Regions from separate parts of the Homo sapiens genome. Here all the other regions are linked to region 1. A link is a contact called in ENCODE Hi-C or POLR2A ChIA-PET data. All regions are on one chromosome and are shown on one strand. The core of a region is the stretch at or near the end of the contact, and the rest is flanking DNA. Distances in the headings are between cores, read along the strand shown.

Region 1 (4,477 bases), core at 1,331-3,830:
CGGGAGGCAGAGCTTGCAGTGAGCCGAGATCACACCACTGCACTCCAGCCTGGGCGACAGAGCGAGACTCCGTCTCAAGAAAAAAAAAAAAAGACCTGCTATACCACTTCACCCACCTGCCAGGATGACGACCAAGTTTCAAACAGAAGGACAGTCTACGTCCCAAGAGTCTGTGAGCCCCACTTTCAGACTTGCCTGGTTACAGGAAAGGGCACTGTGAAGCACTGCCTTGTCCCAGCAACCCCCATCTGTGGATCCCATCAGCACTCCTGATGAAATCACCACTGCCCCCAGAAAAAGCCAACTACCTACAGGAATTCCAGGCCACACCAAAGGGAGGGCGGTCTCCCAGAGACACAGCTCCCTCAGGTGTACAGCGCTCAGACTATCTCTAAATTACACCATTATGGTAGCCTCTGGAGTCTACTTCTGTGAAGCCTGAAGGAAACACAGTCCCCTACACCTGCAGAGGACCCCTCCAGCAATGCCAAATTGCTTTACAAGCTGAGATAGCAGCAGCATTCCGATCCAATCACAGCCTACCTGTTCCCAAGTGACCCCTCGGAAAGGGTCCCGCCTGAGACTCACGCTGGCCTCCAACATGTGACTTCATGGACACAATGTTCTAATCAGCGAGAACTATCACGTGCCTCCCCTTACACTGATACAAGGGAAAGGAAAAAATAACTGAAGACCCATTCTGAAAGGCCCTTCTTTCTAGACACAGTCTTCACATCGAGGATGCCCACCAAATGCAACAATCCCTCCCCTGCTCCCCGCTGCCGTTTCTCGCCGACGAAGAAACTGTCTACCAACCCTCCAGAGCTCACTTCAGTCATCACCTCCTCAGCGACACCTTGCCAGACCTCCCCACAAGGGGATTCCCCAATCTTGTCCCCCCCCACCAAGAAGAAACCGTAACTCACACCAACACCCACCTACATCTCTTCTCTGGCAGCTAGGACCACAGGAAGGAACATCCAGAAATAAGGGGCACCCTCCTGTATTCCTTCTAATGTTTAGCCTCGTTTGTTTTGTTTTGTTTTGTTTTTTTTGAGGCGGAGTCTCGCTCTGTCGCCCAGGCTGGAGTGCAGTGGCGCTATCTCGGCTCACTACAAGCTCTGCCTCCCGGGTTCACGCCATTCTCCTGCCTCAGCCTCCCGAGTAGCTGGGACTACAGGCGCCCGCCACCGCGCCTGGCTAATTTTTTTTGTATTTTTAGTAGAGACAGGGTTTCACCGTGTTAGCCAGGATGGTCTTGATCTCCTGACCTCGTGATCCGCCCGCCTCGGCCTCCCAAAGTGCTGAGATTACAAGCGTGAGCCACCGTGCCCAGCCATGTTTAGCCTCATTAACCCAAATCCCTTAAAGAGAAATACAAGAGGCCAGGCGCGGTGGCTCACGCCTGTAATCCCAGCACTCTGGGAAGCTGAGGTGGTTGGATCACCTGAGGTCAGGAGTTCGAGACCAGCCTGGCCAACATGGTGAAACTCCGTCTCTACTAAAAATACAAAATTTAGCCGAGTGTCATGGTGGATGCCTGTAATCCCAGCTACTCAGGAGGCTGAGGCAGGAGAATCGCTTGAACCCGGGAGGCGGAGGTTGCAATGAGCCGAGATCGCACCATTGCACTCCAGCCTGAGTGACAGTGAGAATCTGTCTCAAAAAAAAAAAAAAAAGAAAAGAAAAGAAAAAGAAAAAAGAAAAAGACAGAAATACAGGCCAGGCACGATGGCTCATGCCCGTACTCCCAGCACTTTGGGAGGCCAAGGCAGGAGGACCGCTTGAGGCCAGAAGCTCCAGACCAGCCTGGACAACATAGCAAGATCCCATCTCTACAAAAATAAAAAAAATTACCGGGCGTAACTGCACGCGCCCGTAGTCCCAGCACTTTGGGAGGCTAAGGCGGAGGATCACTTGAAAGAGAGAGAAAAGCAGCTACACATCTATAGATTCGGTTCACAGATGAGAAAACAGAGGTCCCGAGAGGTGAAATTACTGGCCCAAGACCACACAACCGACAGGAGCTTGGGAGAGAGGATGTGGCTAGGAAAGGCGCCCAAGTCCGGGGAAGTGGCCCCCAGTGCCATCGCTCAGCGTGACCAGGCAGGGCAGAAGAGCAGGGCACCAGGAACGGGGCGAGGAGGAAACTGTCCCCGAGGACGCCTCTGAGAGCCCCGGGAAAGCGCCTCGGAACGCGGCCAGCTGTAACCTGGACAGGGCTCTCCCGGCGCAGGAGGGCAGGGGACCCCGAGGGACGGAGGCGCGAGAGAGCACGGGGACCCCCAAAGGACAGGCGCGCAGGAGGGCAGGGGGACCTCCGAGGGACTGGGGCGTGGGGCCGAACGCGGGGCGCGGGGGCAGGAAACGAGTCGGGGACCAAGCGCGGCGGCTGAGCCCCGTCCGCCGGGGGTGGTCGGGCCGCGCGCCCTGGGCAGGTGGGGGCTACCGCCGCCCCACGCCCTACCTGACGCCGGGGGATCCGCCTCCTCGTCAGCCTCCGCCTCAGCTGCCGCCCCGACTGCAGCCGCGGGCAGCGGGTCCATCGCGCGGCCAGTCATGTGAGCCCGCGCTCCCACGTGACTTCCTCCCGCGCCACCCGGCCGCGCAGCCCTGCCGCGCCGCGCCCTCGCCCCGCCCACACCCCGCCTGGTCACGCCCCCTCCCCCGCGCGCCACGCCCACAGTCCGCCCCTGCGGGCCCGCCGCGCTCCTCGCCCGGCCTCGCCACGCCTACAACCCGCCTAGCCACGCCCACATGCCCCTCCCCGTCCACGTGGACACGGAGCCTGCTGGTGGCGCAGGTTACCTCCCCTCAGGTTGGACCTCCGGACTCGCAGGTGCACTACCTCAGGCGCAAGCCTGCACCCACCGCACCCTCATTCACTCCCATCTCTCCTCGCCCAGTCACGCCCTTGTTCGCTCATTCACCGGTTACACTGGGGTTTTCTGACTCGCACTTCCTCATTCATCCACTCACCCACTCATTCGCTCACCCACGCACTGCATCCTGCATTCATTCATTCACCCACTCACTCACTGCATCCTACATTCATTCATCCACTCACACACTCACTCACCGCATCCTGCATTCATCCAGCCACTCACTCACTCACTGCATCCTGCAATCATTCACCCACTCACTCACTGCATCCTGCATTCATTCATTCACCCACTCACTCACTGCATCCTGCATTCATTCATTCACCCACTCACTCACTGCATCCTACATTCATTCATCCACTCACACACTCACCGCATCCTGCATTCATCCAGCCACTCACTCACTGCATCCTGCATTCATTCATCCAGCCACTCACTCACTGCATCCTGCATTCATTCATTCACCCACTCACTCACTGCATCCTGCATTCATTCATTCACCCACTCACGCACTGCATCCTGCATTCATTCACCCACTCACCCACTCACTCACTGCATCCTGCATTCATTCATTCACCCACTCACCCACTCACTCTCTGCATCCTGCATTCACTCATTCACTCACTTATTGCATCCTGCATTCATTCACCCACTCACCCACTCACTCACTGCATCCTGCATTCATTCATCCACCCACTCACTCATGCACTGCATCCTGCATTCATTCATCCATTCACTCACTCACTCACTTACTGCTTCTTCATACGTTCATTCACCCACTCACTCACTGCATCCTGCATTCATTCATCCACCCACTCACTCATGCACTGCATCCTGCATTCATTCATCCATTCACTCACTCACTCACTTACTGCTTCTTCGTACATTCATTCACCCACTCACGCACTGCATCCTGCATTCATTCATTCACCAACCCACTCACTGCATTCTGCATTCATTCAGTCACTCACTCACTGCATCCTGCATTCATTCATTCACCCACTCACTCACTTACTGCATCCTACATTCATTCATTCACTCACTGCATCCTGCATTCATTCATTCACCCACTCACTCACTTACTGCATCCTGCATTCATTCACTCACTCACTAACTGCATCCTGCATTCATTCACTCACTCACTAACTGCATCCTGCATTCATTCATCCACCCACTCACTCACTCACTGCATCCTGCATTCATTCATCCACTCACTCACTCACTGCTTCTTCATACATTCATTCACCCACACTCACTGCATCCTGCATTCATTCACCCACTCACTCACCCACTCACTGCATCCTGCATTCATTCATCTACCCACCCACTCACTCATGCACTTCATCCTGCATTCATTCACCCACTCACTCACTCACTGCATCCTGCTTTCATTCACGCAACCACTCACTCACTGCACCCTGCATTCATTCACCCACTCACTCACTGCATCCTGCATTCACTCACCCACCCACTCACTCACTGCATCCTGCATTCATTCATTCACCCACTCACTCACTCTGCATCCTGAATTCATTCACACAACCACTCACTCACTCACTCACTGCATCCTGCATTCATTCACCCACCCACTCACT
Region 2 (4,241 bases), core at 909-3,408, 530 kb after region 1:
GAAAGGAAGGAAGGAAAAAGGGAGGGAGGACAAAGGACGCTATCTAGGTGTAAGCAAGGCTGCACTGTTCCCTCATCATCAGTTTCCTCCAGATCTTCCTTGAGGCCCTTTAACACAGGCTCACGGTACTGAGAGACTGGAACCCCGACTTTATCAACTCTATGGTTCTTTTATTTTTTTTCACTGCCACTCAGGCTGGAGTGCAGTGGCCCAAACATGGCTCACTGCAGCCTCAACCTCCCAGGCTCAACCAATTCTCCTACCTCAGCCGCTCAAGCAACTGGGACTACAGGTGCATTCCACCATGCCCAACTAATGTGTTCATTTTTGTGGCACTGAGGTCTTGCTGTGTTGCCCAGGTTGGTCTCAAACTTCTGGCCTCAAGTGATCCTCCTGCCTCAGCTTCCCAAAGTGCAGGGATTACAGGCACGAGCCATCACACCTGGCCGACTTCTACAGCTTCTTTCACAAATATGGCGAAGAGAAAAAAGGAAGCAAGAGACAGGAGAATCTGGAGATTCATTGCAATGCATGTCGAGTCACACAAAACAATTATGCCACAATGGAGGAATTCTGAACACTGGATATCTGGTGATAATGAGCTATTACTAATGTTTAGGTTTGCTAATGGTACTGCGGTTGTGTTTTTACATGGAGGCCTCATCTTTTAGCCACTCATATACATCCTAAAACGTTTCCTAATCCAACTACACAAAGTTGGATTTGCTTGGAGACCATGGGGAGGGCACAGGTGAATAGGATTGGCACAGAATTGATGACTGCTTTAGTTGGGCTGTAGGTACTTTACAGTCAATCTACTATTTTCTCTACTTTTGTATACATTTGAAGTTTTCGTATTAGAAAGTGTGGCTCACACCTGTAATCTCAGCACTTTGGGAGGCCCAGGTGGGAGGATGGCTTGAGACCAGCCTGGGCAAGAGAGTGAGAGCCTTTCTAAAAAAACAGAAAAGTAAAAAGAGACTCATGGCTGGTTCCCGTCCAGTCTCCACTGCTCTTCTTCTAAGCTCAGCCGGAGGGCACGGCCGGTTGGGCTCCTATCCCACAAATCTTCCAGTGGGAAATGGACAGATACCATTCTGCTAGGGCACATCCAGGAGGGGGCTAAGTGCCAAGCCCCCACTCCCCATCCCCAGAAGCTGGCCCGAGTTCCCACTCCCACGGTCCCCAGGCACCCTAGAGAGGGCAGAGGCAGACCGGGCGCCATGACTCATGCCTATAATCCCAGCACTTGAGGGAGACCAAGGCAGGAGGATCACTTGAGGCCAGGAGACTGAGACCAGCCTGGGCAACACAGCAAGACCCCATCTCTACAAAAAAAAACTTAAAAATTAGCTGGGCTGGTGGTGCGCGCCTGTAATCCCACTACTTCGGGAGGCTAAGGAGGGAGTAGGGCTTGAGCCTGGGAGGTCGAGGCTGCAGTGAGCTGTGAGGGCGCCACTGCACTCAAGCCTGGGAAACACAGCGAGACCCCATCTCAAAAAGGGCGAGACGGGGTGGGGCAGAGACGACGCCAGCAGGCCTCGGGGAATGGGTCGGGGGGGAGTGGGGTGCAGGCGGGGCTGGATCCAGCATCCTCGCCCCAGGGGTCCCCGCCCGCGGCGGCGGACCACGGAGGGGCCCGGGGCGGGGGTTAGCGCCCCGGCCCACCTGGGTGCAGGTGCTGGGCGGGGGGCGCGCGTCACCTTGAGGATGTTGTCGAAGATGGTGTCGCGGAACTCCAGCAGCGCCTTCTGGTCGAACTCGCGGCCGTGGATGATGCGCATCTGCTTGAGGAACGTGGACTTGCCGCTCTCGCCCGCGCCCAGCAGCAGGATCTTCACCAGGCGCCGGACCGCGCGCCGCTCGCGGGCCAGCAGCGCGTCGATGTCGCGGCTACGCCTCCGGGCCTCGCGCTCCGCGTCGCGCGCGCCGCTGCCCGCCCTGCGCTCGCGGGCCCCGCCGGCCTCGGCCGGCAGCAGGCAGCGGCTGAGGGTCCGCACCACCCCGGACATGGCCCCTCAGGCCGCGGCCGCGCCCCGCCGGCGCCCGGGGGCCATGGACGCTCCCGCCGGCGAGGGCGAGCCCGGGCCGAGGCACCGCCCCACGCCCCGCCGCTCGCCTCAGGCCGCGTCCGCCGCCGCCGCTGCAGTCGCTCCGAGGCCCGCACTCGTCGCCCGGCCGCCACTCGGGCCCGGCGGAGGGGCGGGCGGCGCCGCGTGAGGCCCGGCGGATTGGGCCGGCTGCCGTCCATCTGGCCGTGAGAGCCCTTCGATTGGCTCATCTCGCCAAGGGAGGCGGGCATCCCTTCCGGCCTCGGGGCGGGGTCGACGCCGAAAGAGGCGGGATCTTTGAGGTGAAGGCGCTTCTCATTGGACGCCCAGGCTGAGGTTCTTTCTTTCAGAATGAAAGGGAGGCGGGGTCGCCCGGGAGGCGGAGCGATCGTCCGCCATGGCCAATTATAATTGCTCTGAGTGGACATCAGACGTGCCCAACGGGCTTTGGATTGGGTGTTCGGGGGACGGGGCGTGACGAGAAGTGCCAGGTGTACAGAAAGATTCTCCCTTGGTTCCCAGATTGGGTCCGCCTGTGAGACCAGGACCTCGCGGAGTAGCCCAAAGGCTGGGAAATGCTGATAAGAGGTTCAGCTGCTCGTCGTATTCCCTCCGATGATCTTGTTTCTACACTATTTTCCTTCCAGAAACACTGGAGGGGGATGGGCCATAAATTTCAAACACATGCACCCTTTGAGAGTGGCATGGGCTTCTAGGAGGCTTTGCGAAAAGCTGACTAATCACTAAAATCACCAGAAGCTCCCCCAAAAGTCTTATGTCTCACAGTGATTGAGAGAGTGGGGTCTGGAGTTGCTGGGCCTGAGTTGGAATCTCCAGTCGACCAGTTACTAGGTGTACTAGTTGCATAACTTTTTTTAGCAGCTTTCCCCACCCCCCCCAACAAACCCTTTTGGATGTTCTTAGCTTCCGTTTCCTCATCTGTAAAACGGGGGTGTCATTGACGACATTGGTTATGGCTTGACATTGCTCAAATCGTCATGAAGATATAAACTGAGAACATGAACTTACCAAACACTTAGCACGTGAGCTAGCCCAAAATCAGCTCTTGATAGAGATCAGCTGATTACAGATTCTTGACTCTCCCAGATCTACTGAATCAGAACCTCCTAGAAGGAGCTCAGGTATCCCTTAAGATTAAAGGCGTGAGCCGCCGCGCCTGGCCCAGTGTGTAGTCTTTTATCTCTCGCCACCCCCCACCTTTTACCCTGAGTCCCCAAAGTCCAATCTCTGTGCGGTGTCTGTTAACTCTGCTGATTATTTCTTTTGCAGTGCCGAAGCTTTTTAGTTTAATTAAGTCCCATCTATTTATCTTTGTTTTTGTTGCATTTGCTTTTGGGTTCTTGGTCACAAAGTCTTTGCCTAAGCCAACGTCTAGAAGGATGTTTCCGATGTTATCTTCTAGAATGTTTATGGTTTCAGGTTGTAGATTTAAGTCTTTGATCTATCCTGAGTTGATTTTTGTATAACGTGAGAGACGAGGATCCAGTTTTATTCTTCTACATGTGGCTTGCCAATTATCTCAGCACCATTTGCTGAATAGGCTGTCCTTTCCCCACTTTGTTTTCATTTGCTTTGTTGAAGATCAGTTGGCTGTAAGTATTTGGCTTCATTTCTGGGTTCTCTATTATGTTCCATTGGTCTCTGTGCCTATTTTTATATTAGTACCATGCTGTTTTTGTGACGATAGCCTTATAGTATAGTTTGAAGTCAGGTAAAGTGATGCCTCCAGATTTGTTCTTTTTGCTTAGTCACAGATCTAAACTCCCCAGAAGGCTGGGCACGGTGACTCACAACTACAGTCCCAGCAGTTTGAGATGCTGAGGTGGGAGGATCACTTGAGCCCAGGAGGTCAAGGGTGCAGTGACCTATGATCGTGCCACTGTACTCCAGCCTGGACAACGGAGCAAGACCCTGTTTCAGAAACAAAACAAAACAAAAACCAACTCCCTGACAACCTTGAATGCACATAATATGTATTATTTGTCACTTGCTACAAATACTACAAATCATGCCATGAATTTGTATCACTTATGAGTCAAGATTTTGTAATCCTTGGAAAATGATTAGAAAGTCTTGCTTGTTTGTGGAAATGACCTCCCATAGGAGGCCAAATATGGCTGGGCACGGTGGCTCATGCCTGTAATCCCAGCACTTTGGGAGGCCAAGGCA
Region 3 (4,366 bases), core at 619-3,118, 850 kb before region 1:
GACCACCGTGCCAGTGCATGCACATGCACCTGTGCTCACCCTGGGCACTGCCCACAGGCACGTCTGAGCCGGCAGGGAGTACAGAGAAGCTCCCCAGGACCAGAGGGCCCCAAATCTCCGGCGACACCAGTGATCCATGAAGCTGGTGGCCAGCAGCCGGTGGCAACGCCTCTCCCCACCCCAGAGGCTTTTCGGGCTGGCCCCAGCTTGGATGCCTGGGCTCAGCCACCAGCCAGCCTCATCCAGGACCCTGCAGCCCCGGGGGTGGGGTCTCGCCTGCCTTCCTCCCCATTCCGGGTCCTTCTCCCAGTCTCCAGGTCCCTGGCCCTCTCCTTCAAAGCTCAGCGTCAGGCTTTCCATGTGGAAGCACGCACCTTGTGCCCAGCATCTTCTGCCTGCAAGGGCAACAGAGGCACGTTCCTGGCGAGGGAGAGCGGCTGCTGCCCAAACGCCAAATGGAAGCCCCTGGTGGCTCCACGAATGCATGTCACAACCTCAGAGCAGGGGCCGAGGCTGTTGCTCAAGACCCCAGCTTCCTGCAGAGAGTGGGACTGGCAGGACAGTGTCCAGGGGCACAGGGGAGGAGCCCCGGATCTGCGCAACGGGCTGGGGCTGTGTGACCTGAGCAAGGACCCCTCCTCTTAGCCTCGGTTCTCTGGTCTGCACAGCTGCGGCCTGACAGAGGCCCCAGGTGCTGCCTGTGGCTCCTCCCAACCCCGAGACCTTCCCACCAAAAACACACTCAGGAGAACGCTTTGCCCAGAAGGTGCCTGGGCTGCAGGTGGCCGTTGAGGGCCCCCCTTCCTGAGCGTCTGGCCCCCAGCCCCGACACACAGATCTCTGTCCCAGCAAGCCTGGTCCCAGTCATTTAGCCAAAGAGCGTTTGCTGAGTGAATAAACAATGGAGCAGGTCCAGGCTCGGGCCAAGATTCAGCAACGGGCAGGGCCAGCTGCCCAGCTACACACGCCAAGACCCTCCTGGGGAGAGACAGCCTAGTCCTCAACCCCTGCCACCTCCTGCTGCTCCCAGAGATGGGGGCTGTTCTCCATCTCGGGCCCTATCACCCGGGGCCTCAGAGGCCCGGCTGGCAGCAGCACCTGGGGTCTGGGGGCTTCCTGCCCTGCACTGGCCGCTCCCCCACAGTGGCCCTGGCCACATCCCCCCAGGGGCCTGAACAGGCTGGGGGAGGGTCAGTGCCCATACGAGGGCTATCCAGGGACCCCATCTGGTGGCCAGGCCCCTGGGCAGTGAGAGCCTCGGAGGGCCCAAAGAGGCAGCTCTGCTGGCCTTTCCCAGGGACACAGAGGGGGACTGGACTGAAGCCAGGGCCCAGGAGCCGCCCTGAGTCACGTCTGACTCAGCCGGCGGGCGGGGGATGCCATGGCTCTGGCCCAGCTGCATTCGGTGTCCGGGCACACTGAGGCCACTGAGGACAGCCTCGGGGGGCTGCACGGTGGGCTGTGCCTGCCCAGTCCCACGCCTCGGCTCCCCATCCCCCAGCCGCCCGGGCCTCAGTTTCCCCGCCCGTGTCAGCGCGCAGCCGAACAGCAGAAGAATCAAAGGGCGCCAGGCAGGACTTACATGAGGTCGGGCCGGTGGCGGTGCAGGATGGCGCAGAAAGCCAGGCCGTCGCGGAACGACGTGGTCATGTTGCAGATATTCACGTCGCGGTAGCCCTCGCACTGCTGCCGGCACCACTGTTGCAGCGCCCTGATGGCCGCCATGTGGGCGGCGCGCCCGCCGCGCGGCGGAACCGCCCTCCGACACCTTCCCGCGGCTGTGCCGCGACCGCCCGGCCGGCGGGACAGACGCTGGGACCGCTACGGAACCGCCAGACCCACGGCGCCCAGCCCCAGCTGAGCCGGACTGAGGGCGACGAGTGCCGGGTCCCTAAGAGAAGCCGAGCCCGGCCCCGCCCCCGCCGGCCCCGCCTCCTTGTAGGCCCCGCCCCCAGCCGCCAAGTCCTGCCTCCGGATAGGCCCCGTCCTCACACCTCCCAGCCCCGGCATAGGCTCCCGCCCAGGCAGGCCCCACCTCCCGACAGGCCCCGCCCCCAGCCGCCGGGTCCTGCCTCCTGATAGGCCCCGTTCCCACGCCTCCTGGCCCCGGCACAGGCTCCCGCTCCAGGCAGGCCCCGACTCCGGACAGGCCCCGCCCCCAGCCTCCAGGTTTTGCCTCCCGAGAGGCCCCGCCCCACGCCGCCCGGCCCCAGTACGGGCTCGCGCCCTAGGCACGTCCCGCCTCCTGGTAAGTCCCGCCCCCACGCTGTCAGGTCCCGCCCGACAGGCCCCGCCCCACGCCGCCTGGCCCCTCCCCAGGCCCCGCCCCGCCGCTGAGGGCCGAGACCCCCAACCGGTGAAGGGGCGCGGTCTGCTTGGGGGTCCTGCCATTCTGGACCCCTGCGGAGACCTGGAATTTTCTTTTTCGCCGCCCCACCTCCCACCACCATCTCACCCCACCGCCATGGAGAAGAGGCAGGAAAGGCCGTTGACAAACGGGGACACTGAGGCTCGAACACCCTGCCCTGTCTAGGGCCTCAGCCCTCGGCAGCCCGGCCTCCCGGGGAGCAGGAGGCGCCTTGTGTTTCAGGGTTTCAAAGGACGTCCGCATCTGGTTTCTCTTTCCAGGCCGCTACATGCCAGCGGGGGTTCCAGGCAAGGCAGAGGTGAGGCCTGGGCATTGCCAGAGGAGAAACTGAGGCCAGGAAGGGGGCCGTGGAGCCGGAGTTGCACAGCTGGCCTGTGCTTTTCTTCTGGGGGCCTGTGGGCAGGATCTGTTCCTGGGGCAGGAGATTCCTCAGGCTGACTTGCAGGGTAGTTCCAATTTTCCACTTTGAGCTGTGACAGAAGAAATAAGGAAAGTCCCTCTGCTGGGGCCCTAAATTATCCCAGACTGGCCCCTGGCCCCGTTATCCTTGGGGAACCTTGTCTGTGGCCACGGGGGCTGGACGAGGGCGGAATCACTGACACCAGCCATGTGAGGGGGGCCTACCCTCCTGGCTGTGGGGCCAGGGCTTGTCTGGGCAGGGCCTGCAGGAAGGAAGGTGTTTTCCCGCAGTAGCCCCTGGCAGGGAGTCAGGGCAGCTTCTCTGTGCCCCTTGGGAGGAGGAGAAACTGAGGTCTTCCAACCCCAGCCAATGGTGCTGTTCCAGATCTTTTCTGAGGCTGGTCCCTGGTGAGACACCGTAGTGTTCATGGCCAGCTGCCTAAGTGTCAGTGAGGCCTGTGTGTAGGTGGTGAGCTCCCCGTCACCAGGGGCATGCAAGCAGCTGCTAGGCAGGGAGCCCTTGTGGCCTGGGAATGTGGCTGGCCCTAACCGCTGCTCCGCCACAGTCCCTGACCTGCGGATGTCAGGGGATATCGTGCCAGCACAGCCGGAGCCGGTCCTGGCACCGGGTTTTCTTGACTCCCAGGGCAACGGTTAGGAGAACCGGAAGAGCTGGAAAAGAAGGGAGAGATCAAGAAGCAGAAGCAGCGGGGCAGTGGGCGGGGGGAATTAGTGGGGGATGGGGGACACAGGGGTGGACAGGCGTTAGGGCCCAGCTCCCTTAAAAGGAGTGGTGTGGGAGGTGGCCTGGGTTTCACTTTTATCGTGAACTTTTACCACTGCACACTTAAAAAGCCATCTCACTGGTCACCCCGTGGCCCATCCTGCGCGGCCCCCCTCTGGCACCAGTGAGCTGGGAGGCAGCATTTGTGACGTTTGCCCACCAGCACCTCACACACCATGTCCCTCCAGGGTCCCCGAAGCCAGGAGCCAGGACACCCCCAAACAAATGGTCCTTTCTCCCCACTGCCCACGGCTGCCACCCTCCCATCCAGACGACCTGTCCCCCCGCCTCTGCCCACAGGGCTGCCTCCTGCCCCTCCAGCCACCACAGTCCACCCTCCCCAGCAGCCCGAGGGATCTTTCTAGAAGGCCTGACCAAGCCCTTCCCCTGCCGGGAGCCTCCCAGGCTGTCCTTCGAATAAAGTCCAGGTTGCTTATCAGACTTTCCGCAGGCTTATCACGCTGCATCTCCCCGGCCGCACCCTGCCACGCTGACCCCAGAGCTTTGCGCCCGCACCGGCCCCCAGCACCCGCCCCTCCTCCTCATCCTCCAAGACCCCCACCCTGAAGCCCCTTGGAGCCACCGAAGGCTCCCAGGGTCCCCATCTGTGCTCCCCAGGGCTGCCATGTGGACTCTGCACACGCCTCCCCCGTCCAACACAGAGCCTCCACCCGGGGAACCCGCTGCCTTCTGGCCTCACTGGGAAACTGCCTTCTCTCGGGCTCAGTTTCCTCATCTGCAAAGTGACATCATGGTCCCCTTCCACCAAGGGCTACCCCACGGCCAGGCACGCAGTAAATGCAGCATGATGTACC

What was found. Hi-C counts contacts between places; a loop is a spot of excess contacts on that map. ChIA-PET counts read pairs that join two places held with the same protein, here RNA polymerase II (POLR2A). Pooled maps may share reads with other maps.
Region 2: a map of CD8-positive, alpha-beta T cell shows a loop between it and region 1 (15-fold over the local background). The contact joins the promoter of GNA12 here to the promoter of SNX8 in region 1. A Hi-C loop is called at or near these places in 1 of 168 maps with a recorded cell type or tissue (CD8-positive, alpha-beta T cell), 1 of 37 single-sample maps with no recorded cell type and 9 of 50 pooled maps. POLR2A ChIA-PET finds 5 or more read pairs at or near these places in 1 of 52 experiments (activated naive CD4-positive, alpha-beta T cell).
Region 3: a loop to region 1 is called in a map of naive thymus-derived CD4-positive, alpha-beta T cell, with 17 times the contacts of the local background. The contact joins the promoter of MICALL2 here to the promoter of SNX8 in region 1. A Hi-C loop is called at or near these places in 1 of 168 maps with a recorded cell type or tissue (naive thymus-derived CD4-positive, alpha-beta T cell), 2 of 37 single-sample maps with no recorded cell type and 14 of 50 pooled maps. POLR2A ChIA-PET finds 5 or more read pairs at or near these places in 1 of 52 experiments (CD4-positive, alpha-beta T cell).

The regions. Positions count from the first base shown.
Region 1 is chr7:2,311,861-2,316,337 of GRCh38, forward strand. SNX8 (sorting nexin 8) reads right to left here and starts at 2,581. Exons shown (of 11, transcript NM_013321.4): 1 at 2,468-2,581. The coding sequence starts at 2,561. RefSeq lists enhancers at 231-300, 321-490, 691-770, 2,685-3,185, 3,186-3,686 and 1 more and silencers at 2,257-2,496, 2,597-2,866.
Region 2 is chr7:2,842,150-2,846,390 of GRCh38, forward strand. It overlaps GNA12 (G protein subunit alpha 12), which reads right to left and starts at 2,159. Exons shown (of 4, transcript NM_007353.3): 1 at 1,704-2,159. The coding sequence starts at 2,012. RefSeq lists enhancers at 1,466-2,283, 2,246-2,540, 2,523-2,652 and silencers at 1,633-1,682, 2,023-2,352.
Region 3 is chr7:1,457,602-1,461,967 of GRCh38, forward strand. MICALL2 (MICAL like 2) reads right to left here and starts at 1,869. Exons shown (of 17, transcript NM_182924.4): 1 at 1,583-1,869. The coding sequence starts at 1,725. It overlaps MICALL2-DT (MICALL2 divergent transcript), which reads left to right and starts at 2,318. Exons shown (of 2, transcript XR_001745046.2): 1 at 2,318-2,666. RefSeq lists enhancers at 1-545, 546-1,268, 2,692-3,243, 3,244-3,795, 3,332-3,626 and a silencer at 1,642-2,361.